2 separate regions of the Homo sapiens genome follow, and region 2 is linked to region 1. Evidence: read pairs that join two places in POLR2A ChIA-PET (ENCODE). Cell type or tissue: IMR-90. All regions are shown on one strand. Each heading gives the region's core, and the rest is flanking DNA. Links, peaks and the distances in the headings are about the cores only.

Evidence for each region. Peaks named below come from ENCODE experiments on the same cell type or tissue, not always from the same donor. Only the 100,000 strongest peaks of a DNase experiment are listed, where the experiment ranks them.
Region 2: POLR2A ChIA-PET joins it to region 1 with 13 read pairs; 14 of 35 experiments call an interaction of 5 or more read pairs at or near these places.

Annotation. Positions count from the first base shown.
Region 1 is chr20:56,381,168-56,391,264 of GRCh38, reverse strand. It overlaps AURKA (aurora kinase A), which reads left to right. Exons shown (of 9, transcript NM_198437.3): 2 at 3,063-3,109; 3 at 4,732-5,008; 4 at 6,941-6,995; 5 at 8,089-8,280; 6 at 9,694-9,832. The coding sequence starts at 3,068. Among named protein-coding and RNA genes, the nearest start is that of AURKA, 6.0 kb to the left of the region's middle. RefSeq lists an enhancer at 3,980-5,179. In IMR-90, for the core only: no CTCF peak of the experiment used is centred there; no DNase peak of the experiment used is centred there.
Region 2 is chr20:56,435,351-56,445,447 of GRCh38, reverse strand. It overlaps CASS4 (Cas scaffold protein family member 4), which reads right to left. Exons shown (of 6, transcript NM_020356.4): 2 at 7,862-8,284. Among named protein-coding and RNA genes, the nearest start is that of CASS4, 28 kb to the right of the region's middle. In IMR-90, for the core only: no CTCF peak of the experiment used is centred there; DNase peaks (open chromatin) are centred at 1,577, 5,517 and 6,957; H3K27ac peaks cover 7,187 bases.

The sequences.
Region 1 (10,097 bases), core at 1,304-9,303:
ACGTTTTTCAGCAACCTACTCAGTTCGTCCTTCCCTTCATCTCTGCAGACATGCACAGGTCTGAGGGAGGAAGGAATAAACCGTATAAACCTCCTGCGCTATTAGCCTAACAGCTTTTCTATTCAAAATAGTAGGACTTCTGGTTTGAACTGAATGGATCCTGTGAAAGTCATCTGGTTCTTCAATCTGGTTGCAGATTAGAGTCACCTGAAGGGCAGTCTCCTTGGCGTTGTCTCCAGAATTCTGGATTAGAATCTTATTCCATTCTGCTTGTTATTCAATTTCCCTAGAAAGAAAGGTAGAATAAATTGGAGCAAATGCCTGTAGCTTCTGTCAGAAGAATGTTGAATAAATGTTGTTAGGCCTATGTGATCTCATTAGACTGCTACTTAGAATTGTAAGGGAAGTAAAGCATTAGAGCATGTGTGAAATTAAATATTTGATTAACACAAGTGTGCATTTCCTTGTTGCTGTTTATCAACTTTTACTTACCCACTGTTTTTTTATAAGGGCTGCAGCCTGTAGTCTGGGCCTGGCTTCATCATGGAATTATTTGCTTAATTGTAAAATGGTAATCTTAATTTTTTTTTTTGAGACAGGGTCTCACTCCATTGCCCAGGCCAGAGTGCGGGGATATTTGATAAGAAACTTCAGTGAAGGCCGGGCGCGGTGGCTCATGCCCGTAATCCCAGCATTTTCGGAGGCCGAGGTGGGTGGATCACCTGAGGTCGGGAGTTCCAGACCAGCCCTACCAACATAGAGAAACCCTGTCTCTACTAAAAATACAAAATCAGCTGGGCGTGGTGGTGCATGTCTGTAATCCCAGCTACTCTGGAGGCTGAGGCAGGAGAATTGCTTGAACCCAGGAGGTGGAGGTTGCGGGTGAGCCGAGATTGCGCCATTGCACTCCAGCCTGGGCAACAAGAGCAAACTCTATCTCAAAAAAAAAAAAAAAGAAACCTCAGTGAAATGAAAGACTGAACTACACACCTGGGGGAAAAGCGTAATAAAGGGAGCAAGAAGTGCAAATGCTTATGGCAGGGGACTTATTTGCAGAAAGAAAGCCTTGTGTGGCTGGTACACGGTTGACAAGAAGAGGAGATGAAGTCAGAGAGGTAGTTAGGGTCCATGTTCTGTGAGACTTCAATAGGCCTGTCTATGCAGGTTAGGAGTTTGCATTGTTTTGATTGAGTTGGGAGCCATGGGGGTCTTCTGAACTGAGGATCAACACATCTGATTTGTTAATGAGATTGCCGGCCTCAGTGTTAAGAATGGACCATGACAGGGTAAGGGTGGAAGTGGGGAGGCCATTGGGAGGCTGTTGGAAAAAACTCAAGGGAGAGAGAATAATGGTTTGACCAGGTGGTAGTAGTAGAGGTGGTGAGCAGTGATCTTGAAGGCAGAGCCTACAGAATATGCTGGTGGATTAAATGAAGGGTTTGCGAGAGAGAACCTCGTAAAGGGTTATTATGCCAAGGCTTTTGGCCTGAGCAACTGACAGGATGGGTTTGCCATGCACTGAGATGAGGATGTCTAGAGACTAGATTTGGGGAGGTGAGAGTGGGGAGAGATTAGGACTTCTGTTTGGGACATGTTAGAATGGAGATGCCGCTCAGATAATCAGGTGCAGATGTTGCATAGAAAGTAGAAAATGTAGATCAAGAGTTCAGGGGAGAGGTCTGGGCTGAAGAATGAATATTTGGGAGTCCTCAGCCTGTAGATGGTACTGAAAGCAAAGAGACTGGATGTACTCGGCTAGGGAGTAATTGGAGATGGAGAAGTCATTCTAGGCCTGAGCTCAGGGCACACCCATGAACAGGGAGGTGAGAAGTGGAGAAGGGAAGAGGTTCAGTTTTGGATATGTTAGGATTGAGGTGCCTGGCAGACATTTTTGGGAGATCCTGGGCAAATCCTTGGATATCCAAGTCTGACAGTCCAAGGAGAGACTAGGGCAGAAGACGCACTTTGAGTGGTCCTCATGAAGGCATTTAGAGCTGAGGCACTGGGTGATATGGATCCCTGGTGAAGGTGTAGATGGAGAAGTGGAGGGTCCAGGGACTCGTTCTTGAGTCACCCCAGACCCTTGATCTGGCAAAAATGAGACTGACCCAGCAAGGAGGGAAAGACAGGACGACTAGGTGGTAGATAAACCTGGAAGTGAAGTGAAGAAAAAAGTGTAAGATGTGATCAACCTTGTCAGATTCTGCTGAGGATGCAAGTACGGGGAAGGTGGAATTGACCCTTGGGTTTGGCAGCAGTAGGTGTCAGCCATGAGCCTGACAATGTGGTGGAGACAAAAAAGCCAGGTGGGGATGGGCTCAGGGGAGGGGAGAGGAGCAGTAGAGGTGGCAAGTGTGGACGGTTCTTCTGGAGCTTTGCTGTTGGAGAGGAGGGGGTCATTGTTAGCAACGATAATAGAATAAAGAGGACTTTTATTTTATTTTATTGTTTTGAGACGAAGTCTCGCTCTTTTCCCATAGGCTGGAGTGCAATGGTGTGATCTCAGCTCACTGCAACCTCTGCTTCCTGGGTTTAAGTGATTCTCCTGCCTCAGCCTCCCGAGTAGCTGGGATTACAGGTGACTGCCACCACGCTCAGCTAAGTTTTGTATTTTTAGTAGAGACGGGGTTTCACCATGTTGGCCAGGCTGGTCTCGAACTCTTGACCTCAGGTGATCCGCCCACCTCGGCCTCCCAAAATGCTGGGATTACAGGTGTAAGCCACCATGCCCGGCCTAAAGAGGACTTTTTTAAGGTAGCAGGTATGCCAGTAGGCTGCACAGGGATGGAAGTGATCCATTAGAGGAGAGATGATGGAGCAGCAAGACCATCAGGAGTGAAGACTCCGTGACAGAGGATGGGACGCAGTGCCCAAGGGGAGGTTGGCCTTGCAGGGAAAGCACATGCCTGTCCCTCCCTCATTAGCTTCATTTGGACAAAACATGTAAAATCCGGTGTGTTGTGGAGGCCTTTTGATTGGGGAACTGTAACGCTGCCTATCGAGCAACAGCACTTTAAGCAGGTGGCTTTGTTCAAATTAAAGGTTCTTCTTTTTCTTTTCAGGCATCATGGACCGATCTAAAGAAAACTGCATTTCAGGACCTGTTAAGGTAAATTGAATAATCTGTAATCTCATTCACATTTATAAACCCACATGGAGGTTGGTCTTGTCGGGAATTCTTTCCGCCTTTACTTTGGATTTAAATTTAGATCCCTTACTGTGATCCTGGATATGAATTAGTCACTTTTCTCGTGTTCAGTAACATTTTGCTGCTTCTTAGAGTAGCTTTTTTGTTCTGCTTTGTCTTATAATCGGCTGCTTAAGTTTCTATATCCCTCCACTGTATGCAGGATAATAGTAATAATGCATCTGGCAGGAGTTCAAAACTTTTAAAATTGGCCATAAATATAAAATAATTAGAAAAAGGCTACCTTGAATTACTGTATTTGATTCTAAGTTCCTATGATAACGGCCATTTAAAAAATTGCTCTATATTTAAAATGTTTCTTTTTATTTGTCTTTGTCTGAATGCCTGCTGCGTTGTGGACAGTGTGCTAATTTCAGGAGTAACTGACTTTGTATTTGGAAGTCTTAACACCCTCTCTTTGTAGAGCACTCATACCGTTGAGCTGGGGATGGACTTTGAGGCTTTCATTTCTAGCACTTGTCCCTCACTTACAATGAGCTGTTGAAGCTGAAGGAAATCTCATCCCTCCTACCCCTTTTAGTTTGATTAGCTGAGGGTGTTAGAGTTAACTTAACAATTTAAGGTTGTAATACAGTACTTACAGGCGTATAAATAATACATTTCAAGGCTGGGCGCGGTGGCTCACGCCTGTAATCCCAGCACTTTGGGAGACCAAGGAGAGTGGATCACAAGGTCAGGAGTTCAAGACCGGCCTGGCCAAGATGGTGAAACCCTGTTTCTACTAAAAATACAAAAAATTAGCCAGGCGTGGTGGCAGGCGCCTGTCGTCCCAGCTGCTTGGGAGGCTGAGGCAGAGAATTGCTTGAACCTGGGAGGCAGAGGTTGCAGTGAGCCGAGATCATGCCACTGCACTCCAGTCTGGGTGACAGAGCAAGACTCCATCTCAAAAATAATAATAATAATACATTTTAGTAGTAACTTTGTGAAGTGTCTACATTTGTTTCCTCTTTGTCAGTTTTTTGCTCAATTCCATTTTGTCAATACTTGGAAAATGAAACATTGGTTAATCAATAGTACAGTAATAAGCTTATTGTGGAAAATCTTCGATATATGAAAACTTAGACTCTTCTAAAACTTCATGAAGATAATACCACTGTTGAACGTTTTGACGTATTTTTTTTTGGTCTTTTTCTTAAACGTATATTATCAAAGAAATTTCAATGGAACTGAGATTTTGGCATAAAGTTTTTGTATCATAGCTTTTTGCCAAATAGCAATGTAGTGTCTATTTCCAAATTATTGAGAAATTTTAGAAAGTGTCTCCTTCATTAATGGATATTTGTTAATAAAGCATGATTTTTAGGGGTGAGGAATTGGAGGGGATAGAAGGTATCATTCAGGTATTCTTAGCCACATACTAACTATCCTCTGGAGGTACTGATTAAAATACCTTTTCACCTTCCATCTCTTATCAGTGACATTCATTATTTTGCTATACTAGAGAACAAACTTTGTGAAATTCTCAATATATTCATCTTTTGCTTTCATGAATGCCAGAAAGTTTATTTTCTCTTCCATTCTAGGCTACAGCTCCAGTTGGAGGTCCAAAACGTGTTCTCGTGACTCAGCAATTTCCTTGTCAGAATCCATTACCTGTAAATAGTGGCCAGGCTCAGCGGGTCTTGTGTCCTTCAAATTCTTCCCAGCGCATTCCTTTGCAAGCACAAAAGCTTGTCTCCAGTCACAAGCCGGTTCAGAATCAGAAGCAGAAGCAATTGCAGGCAACCAGTGTACCTCATCCTGTCTCCAGGCCACTGAATAACACCCAAAAGAGCAAGCAGCCCCTGCCATCGGCACCTGGTAAACTAGCTTTTGAGACTCATTGGATAGTCCTTCTTTGTCGTCGTTGCTAAAAAAGCCAGTGTATATACTTGCACTTATTGTTTGGAGCCTTAGCTTTTATATCTGTTGAGGATGGGGAGAAAATATGGTGTCTGGGTTGAAGTAACAGTGTCTGCCCATGGGCCAGACCTATGCTAAAAATACAGACCTGATTCTCACCCTCTTGGAAGAGTTGGGCACCCAGGGAGGACACAGCATAAATTGGTGTCCTTTTGATTGCTTGTTACTGAGTCTGGATGTAGGGTGCTTGCAGTAAGTGACTTGAAGGGACTGAGATCTAAAGTGTGGGGGAAATCCAGAGAAGTGGGTGAACTGAGGCAGGCTGCGGTGAGGTCACCATGGGCATTGCTGGCCATGTTAAGGAATGGGGCCTCATCTCTAGGGCATTTGGAAGCTACTGAAGCTTTTTTGAACTCAGAAGGGAACTCTGCCTTTTAGAAAGTTTACTGTGGAAGGCCAGGCGCAGTGGCTCACGCCTGTAATCCCAGCGCTTTGGGAGACCGAGGCAGGTGGATCACCTGAGGTCAGGAGTTGGAGACCAGTCTGACCAACATGGAGAAACCCTGTCTCTACTAAAAATACAAAATTAGCCAGGCGTGGTGGTGCACGCCTGTAATCCCAGCTACTCAGGAGGCTGAGGCAGGAGAATGGCTTGAACCCAGGAGGTGGAGGTTGTGGTGAGCCGAGATTGTGCCATTGCATTCTAGCCTGGGCAACAAGAGCAAAATTCTATCTCAAAAAAAAAAAAAAAATTTACTGTGGAAGTACTGAATAAATTGGAGTAGAACGCTGGATTTAGGAGTACCAGACAGGAAGGAGGTTGAGGTCAGAGATGGCAATAACCTGCTCTGTGTGGAGCAGAGTGGATGCAATTATTTACCAACTGTTGAGTGCTCATTCCCTGCAGGCTCTGAGATAAGTGCGTGCTTCATCCACGTCATCTCTTTCAATCTTCGTAACCACTTCATGAAGGTAGCCAGTTATTAACTCAGTTTTACAGAGGAGGAAGCTAAGACTCAGAAGCAGTTAACTTATCCAAAGACAAGCCAGGATGGAGAGGTGCACACAAATTTGAGAGCTCATTTACGATGCAGACTCATTAGAACTGGGCAATAAATTGTACCTGAAAGATGAATAAAGAGGAGTTAGGGATGGTGATTAGATTGATATTAATTGAGTGAGTGTCCTGGGGGTTGAGGGGTGCACATGTGACAGGGGCATCTGGAGGAAGAGTTTGGACCAGCATCCAGATATCTGAGCAGAGCATTGTGTGCTGTTCGAGTTTGCTATGTTGGAGACAGACCAGTGGAAATGTTTCATATGTCCTTGTGGCTGATGAAATAGTTACCCCAGTCCTCTGCTGCACAACTGTTCATTGTGCATTTTGCTGAATTGGTGGCTTTTATTTTTATATTTCCCCTTGGCAGCTAATATAAATGGAGGGTGGCTGGCTTATGTTTTGCTACATGTTGGTGATAATTCGTATGTAGGGTATGGACTGTTGGCTGGCCCACCTAGTAAGGGGAAAAAGGTGACGAGTTGGCAGCTCGTCATGCATGGGAAGATTGGTACTTCTGCCACAAAAGCTCTTCTTTGGAAACTGAGGCTTCAGAAGAGCCTGCATAGTCTGCCTTTAATTTATCAGAGAAGGGCCTGTCTATATATACGTCTGCTCATCTTTAGAAATTCTATAAAGGCTTCACATGATGGAAGTCAGGGTGTAGTAGTCCTTTTTTTCTATAAGGAAAACTTTAAAAAAAAAAAACAGATTTATCATTCTTGACATACCATTAATATTTTGGTGACCAATTCTTTGATTCACCTCTATTCACAGCTTAGCTTATCCTATATAGTTATTCTAAAAACAGGTTTTTAACTTATTCCATATAGAAAATAATCCTGAGGAGGAACTGGCATCAAAACAGAAAAATGAAGAATCAAAAAAGTAAGCTTTCTTATTTACAAAGTTCTGTACTGTTCTACTAGAATATATTATTTCGTTGCAAATTTCGTTGTGGGAACTCTGGGGAAAAAAATGAGGCCTTTATTTGCATTTAGAGGATATAAATGTTTCCAGATTTCCAATCTTAAAAAAAATGGAATTTTGTGTAATGAGGTATTTTACTAGGAACTCAAGTGCTTTAAAAAATGGCTTTCAAATTTAGAAAAAGCTTGTATGAATCTTTTATAGAAATGTGTGGAAGTTCCTCTCTGTCCTTAGAAATAACCACTACATATGGTTTATGCGTCTGTACTTTTTTATTGTACAAAAGTGCAAGTTTTTAAAAAATAGAATATGTTGCAGAACTATATACTCATATATGACTGAGGGTTTTGACAGTATTATAGTTTTAGTTCTTTATTGTAAAGGTTGGCTGTAATGTCTTCCCCAGGGCTTTTCTAAAAGCCTCCTCTCAGTCTCTGAACTATCTGGACTCTAGAATGTACCGGGAGGAGCGAGGAATGAACCCACAGACTCTTTTGCTTTTAGCGGTCTAACAGAGGCTAAGAGTCTAAATCCACTGGTTCTCATGCCCCAGCTAGCCTGTGGGCTCCATCCCGCTTCCATTAGTAACAGTGGCTCTGTCTCCACCACCAGAGTGGTTCTCCACCCAGAGAGAATTAGCACCTCTGGGACTGGAGGGAGCAGCTGGGGTTAGTTTGAAACATGCCCCCAGATGGTCTGGAAGCATTCCTCCCTCTCTGGTCACTTATCCTTTTTGTGGTCTTCAGCGTTGTCATGGCCCTGTTCCTCTGAGCATAGTACGGGCTTGGGACATTTCCCATAGAGTGCTTCAGGTCTAAAACCCGAGACTGCTCCTTGTCACTGACTCTCACACCTGACGGCAGCTAGGGACGTCAGGGTTTCATGTCGTGGCAGCTCTTTGATAGTGGTTATTGCCTTGGTTCTTGCTGAGGATGCATATTGAGTGAAGTTGGAATACGAAATTATTTGTAGAATGTGTCTGCTACTCATTGAAAATTTGTTAGAAAAGCTTTGTTTTCTTCACATTCTAAAGTGTTCAAATTCCTCCTAGGAGGCAGTGGGCTTTGGAAGACTTTGAAATTGGTCGCCCTCTGGGTAAAGGAAAGTTTGGTAATGTTTATTTGGCAAGAGAAAAGCAAAGCAAGTTTATTCTGGCTCTTAAAGTGTTATTTAAAGCTCAGCTGGAGAAAGCCGGAGTGGAGCATCAGCTCAGAAGAGAAGTAGAAATACAGTCCCACCTTCGGTGAGTTTTCAGGTTCATGTTCAAAAGAATGTTCACCAATGCTGCACCCCTCCCCCTCCTGTAATGTCAGCCTCCCACTGCCCAGGTCCCTTCACTCCCTCTTACGAGGCACTGCCTTCAAATGCATGGCCCCGTTCCTCACCTCCCCCTCCCCTATGAAAAAGATTAGATAAGCTTCTGTACTGCACTGGGTTATAAGCATTCTCCTGTGATTCTCCCATGCTCTGCATGTTAAAATAAAATTGTATTCCTTTTTTTTTTTTTAAGTATAAATTTATTTTTTAGAGGGCCTGCTTTTCATAGTACCACAAAAAATGATTAAATTTGTCATCTTTCAAAGAGCACTTAAGTGCTCTGATCCTGGAAAAATCACTTGAGGATTTAATGTTTTGTTAATAGAATAGTTTATATGGGCAAGTCTTTCTGGTGGACAGTGAAGGGGAATGGCACCCCTTATTCTGAGGTATGCAGGAATTGCGAGCAGCTACCTGCAGGTTGACTACGGCTGGTGGGTTTTTGTTTTTCCTTTTTTTCTTTCAGTGTTTTTCAAATTTGAATCAGATGCTAATACTTCAAGTCTGGCCACATCAGGCCTGGTGTGTCTCTGCCTGGCAACACCTGGCTGGGGCTGGGAGGGGCAGGCATCTCACATGGGCTGTGCTTCCCATTGCCTGCTTCCCGCTGGCCACAGTCTGCACCTGCCCAGTCTGCTCAGCACCCATCTACTGCCATTACTGATCACTGCTTTTATCTGTCACAGTGTCTGGGTGTCAAACTACTGTGGCAATGCCATGTCCTTTTTTTTTTTCCTTTTTTTTTTTGAGATGGAGTCTCGCTCTGTTGCCCAGACTGGAGTGCAGTGGCGCAATCTCAGCTCACTGCAACCTCTGCCTCCCAGGTTAAAGCGATTCTCCTGCCTCAGCCTCCTGAGTAGCTAGGATTGCAGGCATGCACCAACAAGCCTAGCTAATTTTTGTATTTTTAGTAGAGACGAGGTTTCACCATGTTGGCCAGGCTGGTCTTGAACTCCTGACCTCGCGATCCTCCCGCCTCGGCCTCCCAAAGTGCTGGGATTACAGGCGTGAGCCACTGTGCCCGGCCATGTCCTTTTTTTAATATGTAGATAATTAATATTCAGCTGAATTTTCCTCCTAAGAATAAAGGTGCCTAAAGGAAGGAAATAGTCTTAACTAAACCAGAGGTCCATTAATACTGTGAAGTGCTTTTAAAATGATATGTGGGTGTATGTATTTTTCTTGGAGTGGGTTTATAGTTTCAGATTCTAAAGTGGGGTTTGGAGTGTGGTTTCATGTGAAACACCACTGGTTTTACATGAAGAGTTTGTTTGACATTTTGTACATAGTCTTCTGTGAGCTCCAAACCAAGTGTTAGAATGTTTATCCTTTGTTGCAGGCATCCTAATATTCTTAGACTGTATGGTTATTTCCATGATGCTACCAGAGTCTACCTAATTCTGGAATATGCACCACTTGGAACAGTTTATAGAGAACTTCAGAAACTTTCAAAGTTTGATGAGCAGAGAACTGCTACTGTAAGTGTTCATTTATTGTCCAGGCTAATTGTGTTTCCTTTATACCTGTCCTCCATAGCAATGTACCTTTCATCATAGTAGAGTGGGTTTTGTCTTGACGTAAGGATAGCTTAATATCAAATATTTGAAGTGGAAAAATCAAAATAGCTTAGTTGTACCATATGTACAGATAAAGTCTAGAACCAGGTAGAATGTTGTATCTGCTTTTGTGCCTAGTTTGCACAGCTGTTTTCTATGGAAATGTATATAATGTATATAGATAGTC
Region 2 (10,097 bases), core at 1,498-9,497, 54 kb before region 1:
AGGCAGAGGGGACTTTAAGAATGTAAGGTGGAGGGACCAACAAGGTCTGGGAGGAAACTGAGGTCTGAGAGCTGTCTAAGGACTTGTCACCTGGGCTGAGGCAGGGAAGCAGGAGGTGACCAGTTGAGCTGCAGCTGGCAGCTTTTGCTGGCAGCAGTGGGAGGCAGAAGAGAACCTGGCAATGTGAAAGTGATGGAGAGGAGCGAGGGAGGGGAGGAGGGAGAGGTGGAGTGGGAAAGGTTAACAGGGAGCAGGTCAGTGAAGGAGTTTGAATTTTGTCCTACAAAGGATGGGATTGACCATCCAATTTATATACATATAAACCTTTTTTTTTTTTGAGATGGATCTTCGCTCCTGTTGCCCAGGCTGGAGTGCAATGGCGCGATCTCGGCTCACTGCAAACTCCGCCTCCTGGATTCAAGCGATTCTCCTGCCTCAGCCTCCTGAGTAGCTGGGACTACAGGCACATGCCTCCATGCCAGGCTAATTTTGTGTTTTCAGTAGAGACAGGGTTTCACCATATTGGTCGGGCTGGTCTTGAACTCCCGACCTTAGGTGATCTGCCCACATTGGCCTCCCAAAGTGCTGGGATTACAGGCGTGAGCCACCGCGCCTGGCCCCGATTTATATTTTATTGAGAGCACCTGGCCAGTTATTGCTCAAGGCACTTTGGGAAACATGGTCTCAGCCATGGAACCTGGGTCTGTGAATGGGAACTTCAGATTCAAGTTAATCCTCCAGAGCTCAATGATGTTGGCTCAATGGTGGGTACCACACTGGGTGCCACAGAGCAGCTTCCAAACCCAGCCAGGGATCCGAGTCCCCTGGGGAACTTTAAAATAATACAGCTGCCAAGTCTCCCACCCAGACCTCCTGAACTAGAACGTCTCTAGGAGGGGACTAGGAATGCGCACATTTTTCTAGAGTAGAAGATGCTGTCTACCACGGGCTTAAAGTCTAAGAGGGAAATGAGGTCTGAATATAGGCTGGGCACAGGCTGGTAAGCAAGACAGGGCCTGGAGGAGAGGACAGGGTGAAGCTCCGGAGTCCAGGACAGGGGGAGTGTACTTCCCACTGGCGTCCCAAGGAGCTGTTGCTCAGTAGGGGGCTTTCCAAGTTGGCTCAGGGGATGTTAGGGTTTCAATATGCAGAGCTGAGGGAGGGGAACGCAGGCAGAGGAGCAGTTTCTGAGGACTGGGTCAGGGTCCCTCTATTCATCATGGTGTCCCCGGGATGCAGCACTGGGAATGTACATGCTAGATTTATCTGTTTGTTTTTGGTGAGTGGATGTGTACGGCTTGGATGGTAAACATTAGCACACAGTGTAAAAATCCACCCCGCCATTCATCTGGCTAGACTCACGGATGCAGACAAAGCAGCCGCAATGCGAACAGGATGAACATTTCTTCCAAGGACACGCTGCAGCTGTCACATGTCAAAACAGCCCCCTTCGTTGAGTGACGACTGCTTTCTTACTCCCTGAGAAACTTGGTTCCCTGAAATCCTAGGCTCTCGAAGCCCAGCTTTCCAAAGCGCTCTCAGTAAGAATGAAGCATCCCACTCTCGCCTGGGGGATCTGAGTCATTGACAGAGAAGCAGCCTTGATTCCCAGGCCCTCATGTAGCGCTTCAGACAAGGGGTTTCCGGGTCCAGGACTCCCCCTCTATCTCCGCTTCGTGGTTCCCAAGGGGAGAGCGGCCCTCGTCCAGCCTGCACGCTGCCGTGTTGTGCACAGAGCCTATCAAGACACAGCTTCGCTTAGACTTCACCTAAACCCCGCCTTTCCCCATCCCATCACGATGCTACCTTTTCCTGTTTGTGAGCTGCCTCATGGTTCCTCTGCTCTGTGATCTCCCTCTTTACACTCAGTAAACCTGACTTTGTTCCTGATGGTCTCAGGCTGATTGGTCTAGGTGGACAAGCCCATCAGTGGTTTCCCATTGCATTTTGAATGAAATCCAAGCTTCTTTTTTTTTTTGGAGACGGAGTCTCGCTCTGTCACCCAGGCTAGAGTGCAGTGGTGCCATTTCGGCTTACTGCAACCTCCACCTCCCGGGTTCAAGCGATTCTCCTGCCTCAGCCTCCCGAGTAGCTGGGATTACAGGTGCCCGCCACCACACCCCGCTACTTTTTTGTATTTTTAGTACCACGTTGGCCAGGCTGGTTTTGAACTCCTGACCTCAAGTGATCCACCTGCCTCAGCCTCCCAAAGTGGAAGGATTACAGGCGTGAGCCACCGCGCCAGGCCAGAAATCCAAGCTGCTTACCCGGTCTGACAAGCTATGCACCCGCCACACCCAGGGACCTTGAGTGAGTGTCCCGGACCACTGGCTGTACCGCCAGTGGTACCTCCCAGAAACACACCAAGCTTTCTCCCCCCGCAGACCCTTTCCAAATGCTGTCCCAAGGCCCATTCCTCCCCATGACTTCAGGCCCATTTTATTTTGATGGCTGACTGTGGGATCCCCTTTGCCTATAAGGGCACCTCCACAGAGCAAAGGGACTTTCCTGTGTATGACATTTCAGATGGAAGGAAGCCAGCTCAAAAATGCCCAGTGCTTCTTGGAAAACGTAGGCCCAGTATGGCAATCAGTTAAGGAACATGTTTGAGAAACACAGTTTCGAAAGGTTTAGGGAGACAGAAGGAAACTCCAGTTCAGGAACTAGTGGATCCAAAAGCAGTTTCACCAGGAAATCTGACCCTTTTCTCTTGAAATACAAGAGTCCCTTCTGAATTTAAACTGAAATCAAATATGCTCTTGATGTGGTGGGTTTTTTTTTTAAATTAGGCCAGCACATTATATTAAGGAAGTTGGGATAAAAAGTAAAACAAAGCTCAAGATAGTGGTTACCCTAGTGGGGAAGTGACAGAGAGAAGGCACTGGAGGCTTCTGGGGTGGTAGTTTTGTTGTTTCGTGGTCTGGATATAAGTTACAGAGCTGTAACGTAGCATCTGTAGGTGAAATTTCAGTAAAGTGTTCATCAGAAAGAATAGCGTCAGCCACAGAGTCAGGTGAAAGAAGATCAAGGAATAAGGGCTGTGTTTTGGGGGGTGATGGAAGTCGTACTTCATCAGCTGTGTGGCTGCACGAGCAGTTTCACCTCCCTGGGAATTAATGTCCTCATCTGTAAAATGAAGAGTTGTTCTAATCTAAAGATATGCAGAGATCGCACCCAGCTATAGAGATGTCTGATTCTGACACATAGACGCCTCTCTTAGGACAACTTGAGAAAAATGACATGTTTCCACCTTCTCGGATGTTAATTTGGGGCCACTCTTAGTCTGCAGACTGTCAACACAGATATAGAAAGGAGTCCGTGAAGTGCCTCACAAAGGCTGTGTTCCAAGCCTGTGAATTTGCCATGGGAAAACAGTTCAAAACCCGTGGCTCAGAGTTGCCCCGTCTACCAACAGCCGCTTCCATTTGGAATGTATTTTCTGGGCGGGTTTAGCCTCAGGGTTAATGGCTAGATGACATGAGCAGGGAGGAGACGCCTGCCTTTTCTGTGGATCAGAAAATGTGTAACTGATTGTTAACTGGTCTTCAAGTTCTTCTAGCTCCTTCCTTCTCAGAGTAGAGGAAGAAGAAAGTATTTAGAAAAACCAAAAGGTACATCTGAAGGTGACTTTAGAAAAGATGGGGTCCAACCTTCTCCCTATACAGAGGAGGAAGGAGAAACACAAAGGGTGTTGGGAGGTCCCCAATCACCCAGTGCAACATTGGCTGCCCCAGAAGCCAAATGAGATGGCACTCCTGAGTTGTAAGCCACAGACCACATCTCTTGCTAAGAGACTCCAAGCACAGAGAAGGCAAGAAATTAAAAATTATTATTATTTTTTTGAGACGGAGTTTTCCTCTTGTCACCCAAGCTGGAGTGCAGTGGCGTGATCTCGGCTCACTGCAACTTCCACTTCCCGGGTTCAAGCGATTCTCCTGCCTCAGCCTTCTGAGTAGTTGGGACTACAGATGCATACCACCACACATGGCTAATTTTTGTGTTTTTAGTAGAGACAGGGTTTCACTATGTTGGCCAGGCTGGTCTCAAACTCCTGACCTCAGGTGATCCACCCGCCTTGGCCTCCCAAATTGCTGGGATTACAGGTGTGAGCCACCGCACCCAGCCAATAAATTAAAACAATGTTTAAGTAAATAGGCTGGGCACAGTAGCTCACGCCTGTAATCCCAGCACTTTGGGAGGCTGAGGTGGGCAGATCACCTGAGGTCAGGAGTTCGAGACCAGCCTGGCCAACATGGCGAAACCCTGTCACTACTAAAAAATACAAAAAAAATTTAGCCAGGCGTGGTGGTGGGAGCCTGTGTTCCCAGCTACTTGGGAGGCTGAGGCAGGAGAATCTCTTGAACCCAGGAGGCAGAGGTTGCAGTGAGCCGAGATCACGCCACTGCACTCCAGCCTGGGTGACAGAGCGAGATTCTGCCTCCAAAAAAAAAAAAAAAAATTTTTTTTTTTAAGTAAATAAATAGGAAGGGAGGGAAGGAAGGGAGCAAACTTGTAGGTAGGGCAGACATGGAGGGAACTTAAGGAAGGAAAACAAGGCAGGAAATTCCCCTGGGGGGTTTTACTGTGGCCACCTCAAGAACTCTGCTCAGTGGTTAAAGGGACCCCCCCTGAATTTCCTTGCGGTTTCTGTTGTTTGCCACAGCCTGCACAAGCAAGGCCTCAAATGGTTGATGCACTTAACATCAAGGACAAATCTCATTGCTAATGCCCTGATCATTTTTCAAAGTTAAGTTTCAATAGTAAACTCATCTTTCCTTTCACACGGATGTCAGTCTAGCAGTTGATAGTGGACTCCATGTTTTTGAAACCTTGTGTTGTGTTTGGTCAATTTCATTCATGCAACAGGTATTTACTAAGTACCTTGTAGGAGCCTGTCATTGTATTGAGTGGCATGAGCAGGGAGGAGGTGCCAGCCTTGCCAGCCTTTTCTGTGGATCAGAAAACTTAACTGATTGTGAAGTGGTCTTCGAGGGTCCTCTGGTCAACCAACAGAGGACAGCGCATCTGTTTTCCTTTCAGGGAGAGGAAGGAATTGCTATTGATTTTTTGTTTTTTCTTTTCATGGCTTTGGAAGAAATTCAAGTTAACTTCAGTTAATGTCACTTGTTGTTCTTAGAAGAAACCTCAGCAAAGCTCTGCTCCGAGTCAGCTGCTCAGACAGCAGCTGAGCATGCCAGGCCTAGATCGGGGCCAGTTGTTCCAGAAAAGAGAGTTAGTGTCCACCTCATTGACTGCTTCAGAAGGCGCCACCAGCTTCCTCCTGGTGTTTGTAGCGAGTGCCTGTGCTGGCAGCTGTTCTATGTAACAACTGTCTGGTTCTATGTCTTGTAGCCCAGGGAGTTAGAAAATGTAAAGTATTCAAAATCTTCTAAGGAATCAACACTTTCCTGTTTGAAGACAACCTTGGAAGCTGGTGTGGAGAAGGCCTGAATGGTGAGTAGCACATTCCTGGGGCCCCCACAGCACATGCCTCAGGGAGCTTGGCCTTTCCCTGCACACAGACCTTGCCAAGACCCTCTGCCAGAGCTGTGGCCGGGTGGGATGTGTCATGGGAGCTGAAAGCAAAGCATCTGATGGCAGGAAATGCCTGCAGTGACTGAGGCCTGTGCACATCTGCTCTACATCTCAACACCTCATGAAGGCCAGGGCTTTGAGGGAAATAGCGCATTCTTTTTCTCCTTCCTTACTTTAATTCTTTTCCTTATTAAAAAAAGTTTTCATTCTGCATTTGTTTTATTATTTTTTAAGACAGGGTCCCGGTCAGTCACCCAGGCTGGAGTGCAGGGGCGCCGTAGTAATAATAGCTCTCTGCAGCTTCAATCTCCTGGGCTCAAAGGGTCCTCCTTCCACAGCCTCCTGAGTAGCTGGGACTATAGGTGCCTGCCACCACGCCTGCCTAATTATTTTTTATTATTATTAGTAAAGATGAGGTCTCACTATGTTGCCCAGGCTAGTCTCAAACTCCTGGGCTCAAGCAATCCTCCTGCCTTGGCCTCCCAAACTGCTGGGATTACAGGAATGAGCCACCAAGCCTAGCCCATTCTACATTTAATGAATGCTCTTTTTCCTCTGTTTTTAAAAATTGATACTTTAGGCCAGGCATGGTGGCTCACACCTGTAATCCCAGCACTTTGGGAGGCTGAAGCAGGAGGATTGCTGGAGGCCATGAGTTTGAGGCTGCAGTGAACAGTGATTGCACCACTGCATTCCAGCCTGGGAGACAGAGCGAGACCCAGTCTCAAAAAAACAAAATAATTGATATTTTAAAAAGTTACAGATGTCATACATGTTCAATATGACATAAAAATCAACTTCCTAATTTGTTTGTTTGTCAGATATGTATTGAGCACCTACCCCAGGCCAGGCCTGGTCCCACGTGCTGAGGACACAGGAATGAATAAAATAAAGGCCCCAGCTTACTGCTCCCTTTCTCTTTAACCAGTTCCCCTTCCTTGGGGTAACTATGCCTGGAGCATGTTCTTCTCAGTCTCAGTGTGAGAGCACACATGCACATACACACTCACATACAGAATTCCTTTTTAGAGTTTTTTGTTTGTTTGTTTATTTTTGAGATGGAGTTTCACTCTTGGCGTCCAGGCTGGGGAGCAATGGTGCGATCTCAGCTCACTGCAACCTTCCCCTCCCAGGTTCAAGTGATTCTCCTGCCTCAGTCTCCCGAGTAGCTGGAATTACAGGTGCCTGCCACCATGCCCAGCTAATTTTTTGTATTTTAATAGAGACGGAGTTTCACTATGTTGGCCAGGCTGGTCTCGAACTCCTGACCTTGTGATCTGCCCGCCTCCGCCTCCCAAAGTGCTGGGATTACAGGAATGAGCCATTGCGCCCTGCCTCTTTTTTGAGTTTATATCTGTTTGGTTTTTGTTTAAATAGATCTTTCTTCCCTCTTATAAATGCCTCATTCTTTTTTTAAACAACTGCACAGCAGCTTGTTGTGGTGATATGCCAAGATATGTATAACCAATCCACTGTTAATAAACATTTAGGCCTCTTTGAGTTTTCTATGCCATAATGGCTACAGCCTCCTCATCCAGACATATATTTGCCTGCTTGTATATTTCCATAGCAGTTCTAGAAATAAAATTTCTGCATTGAAGGGGATATACTTTTTTTTTTTTTTGAAAACAGGTTCTCACTGCCACCGAGGCTGGAGTGCAGTGGCACAATCATAGGTCACTGCAGCCTCGACTTCCTGGGCTCAACCGATCCTCCTGCCTCAGCCTCCCACTAAGTAGTTGGGACTACACATGTGTGCTACTATGCTGGCTAATTTTTAAATTTTGGTAGAGACAGGGTCTCACTATGTTGCCCAGGCTGGTCCCGAACTCTGAGTTCAAATGATCCTCCTGTCTCGTCCCCCCAGAGTACTGGGAATATAGATAGGTGTAAGCCACCATGCCCAGCCTGGAATATACATTTTAAATGCGATGTGTAACTTCTTGCCTCTGAACCCATGGAAACCCCACCCTCCCATTTGTCACTGGCAGTCCTGGTGATCCTTCATCCTGTGAAAAGGGTGCCACGAACATCCTCAGTGCCTTCCCACACAGCTCAGCTAAGCATTCCATTTCCCACAGAGTGTGCCCAGCCTTGGAGAGCTGGGGAATCACAGTGGCGCCAAGGGTGTCAACGACAAGGGGGTGGAGGCCGCTGAGTTCTCCATCCCAACCTGGCACACAAGCTCCCCGAGCGTGATTGCCAGCAATCTGGGCTCCCGTTTTGCGTGTTTGATCTGAAGGACACCCATGCCTCAAGAGGTAGTTAGGCCTCTGGGTGTTTCCATACCCCTCAACCCATGTCTAGTAGGTGGAAGTATGCGTACCTGTTTTGGAAAGCTGAGAGTCTTTTCACAGATGATTCTGGCACTGGTGGGAGGGTCGGGGAATTCATAGACTTGGGCAGTAGGGGGCTGGGGCCCCTCCGCCCAACTCCTCATCTGCTCATAAACGGGGCCTGGAGTGGGAGGGCGGGGTAGAGTGGGCACCTGATAGGTCTCCTCTGAGCTGGCAGGAGCTTCTTCCAGGCCTCTCAGGAATGGGGGGCACGGCCTGTCTGCAGCGACCTCCGTGAGGATTTGGAGGCGGTTGGCAGGGGCCAGGCCTTGCCTCCCATGGAGCAAACACTTCCACCAACCCTCGCTTTCTGGCACGTGTTGCTCCAGAATGGTCAGGATGTCCCCTCTGCTGAAAGCCAGCTCGTCAGAGCAGTCAGGGCAGTTGTCATAAAGTGCCCTGGCCAGGAGTGCCTGTGGGTGGAGAGGGGAGAAGAGAATTTGCAGTTAGCACCGTGGCCAGTGACTGCTACTCCAATCCCACTCTCTTAGAAAGCTTCATACAAATTCATCATGCCCTTTCATTTCATTTCTTCCACCCCAGAGGCTCTTGTCCCTGCTCTTTGATTTGTTCCTTCACATCCTTGGGGTCTAAGTGAAATGTCACATCCTCAGGGCAGACTTACCTGTATCCTGAGACGAGGTCGGATGGTCCTAATATGCTTTCATGGCCCTGTTTGTTTTTGGTTTTGAGACAGGGTCTCACTCTGTTGCCCAGGCTGGAGTGCAGCGGTGAAATCTTGGCTCACTGCAGCCTCGACCTCCCGGGCTCAGGCAGTCCTCCCACCCCAGCCTCCCAAGTAGCTGGGACTACACATGCGTGCCGCCACCCCGGGCTAAATTTTGTATTTTTGTAGAGAAGGGGTTTTGCCATTGCCCAGGCTGGTTTCCAACTCCTGGGTCATGGCCCTGTTTTAATTTGTGGAAATTATGACCCTTGTAGTTATGTAGTTCAGTGCAGCATAGCGCACATAGTGGGGTAGAAATTCGTACCTGTGTACCTTTAAGCAAATTAGCTACCCTATTAGAGCCTCAGTTTCCTCATCTGTAAAATGGTAATAATAGTAATACCTACCTCATGGGGTTATTGTGAGAATTAAATGGGTTGAGATATTTATATATATGTATATATACACACACACACTATATATGACGGGTTGATATATATATGTACCCAACATATATCCTATATATATATATATACATATATATATATACACACACACACACACACACACACATATATATAGCAATCCATTATATATTGTGTATACATATGGGTATCTCTCTCTCTGTCATGTACAGGTGCCTGACATTTAGTAAGTACTTGGTACAGGCAGCTGTGACTGTTATTACTATTAGATTGCTTTTTGTCTGGTTTTTGCTATTTTCCTTCTGAATTGGATTGGCAGTTCTGTGACTGCTGGGCCCACACCTCACTTGGCTATTCTGTCCCCAGTGTCAGGCCCAGACCCAGGTACATAGAGTATGCTCAGTAAATGTTCATTAATAAGTGAATGACAAGAGGCTGGGCGCAGTGTTTCACGCCTGTAATCCCAGCACTTTGGGGGGCCGAGGAGGGCAGATCACTTGAGGCCGGGAGTTCAAGACCAGCCTGGCCAACATGGTGAAACCCTGTCTCTAATAAAAATAAAAAAAATTAGCTGGGCAGAGTAGCGCATGCCTGTAGTCCCAGCTACTCGGGAGACTGAGTCAGGAAAGTCGCTTGAACCCTGGAGGCGGAGGTTGCAATGAGCCGAGATCATGCCACTGCACTCCAGCCTGGGCAACAGAGGGAGACTCTGTCTCAAAAACAAAACAAAAGAAAAAAGAAAAACTAGTGAATGACAAAAGACTTAGGGGGTTAGTGACTTGCCTGCGGTCACAAAGCCAGGATCAAACCCAGTCTCCTAATTCTCCAACCCATGCTCTTTCAGTTAGCCACACAGTTCTAAAAAAAGTCGCCTTGTTACCACGGCAGTGATGGCCGAGCCCCCTTCTTATTTGAACTTTCCACTGTAATTACATGAAGGCAACTTGTTTCTTTAGGTTTTAAAGTAATCACCTTTCCCAATCTTTTTATATCAATACATGTTCATTACAGAAAAAGAGAGAAATAAAAGAAGGAAGTGAAAATTACCCATAATCCCACCACTAAAAGATACCAATTCACACCATTTTTGGTATTTATCCTTCCAGTTGTTTTTTATTTTTCTAAATAAATTTA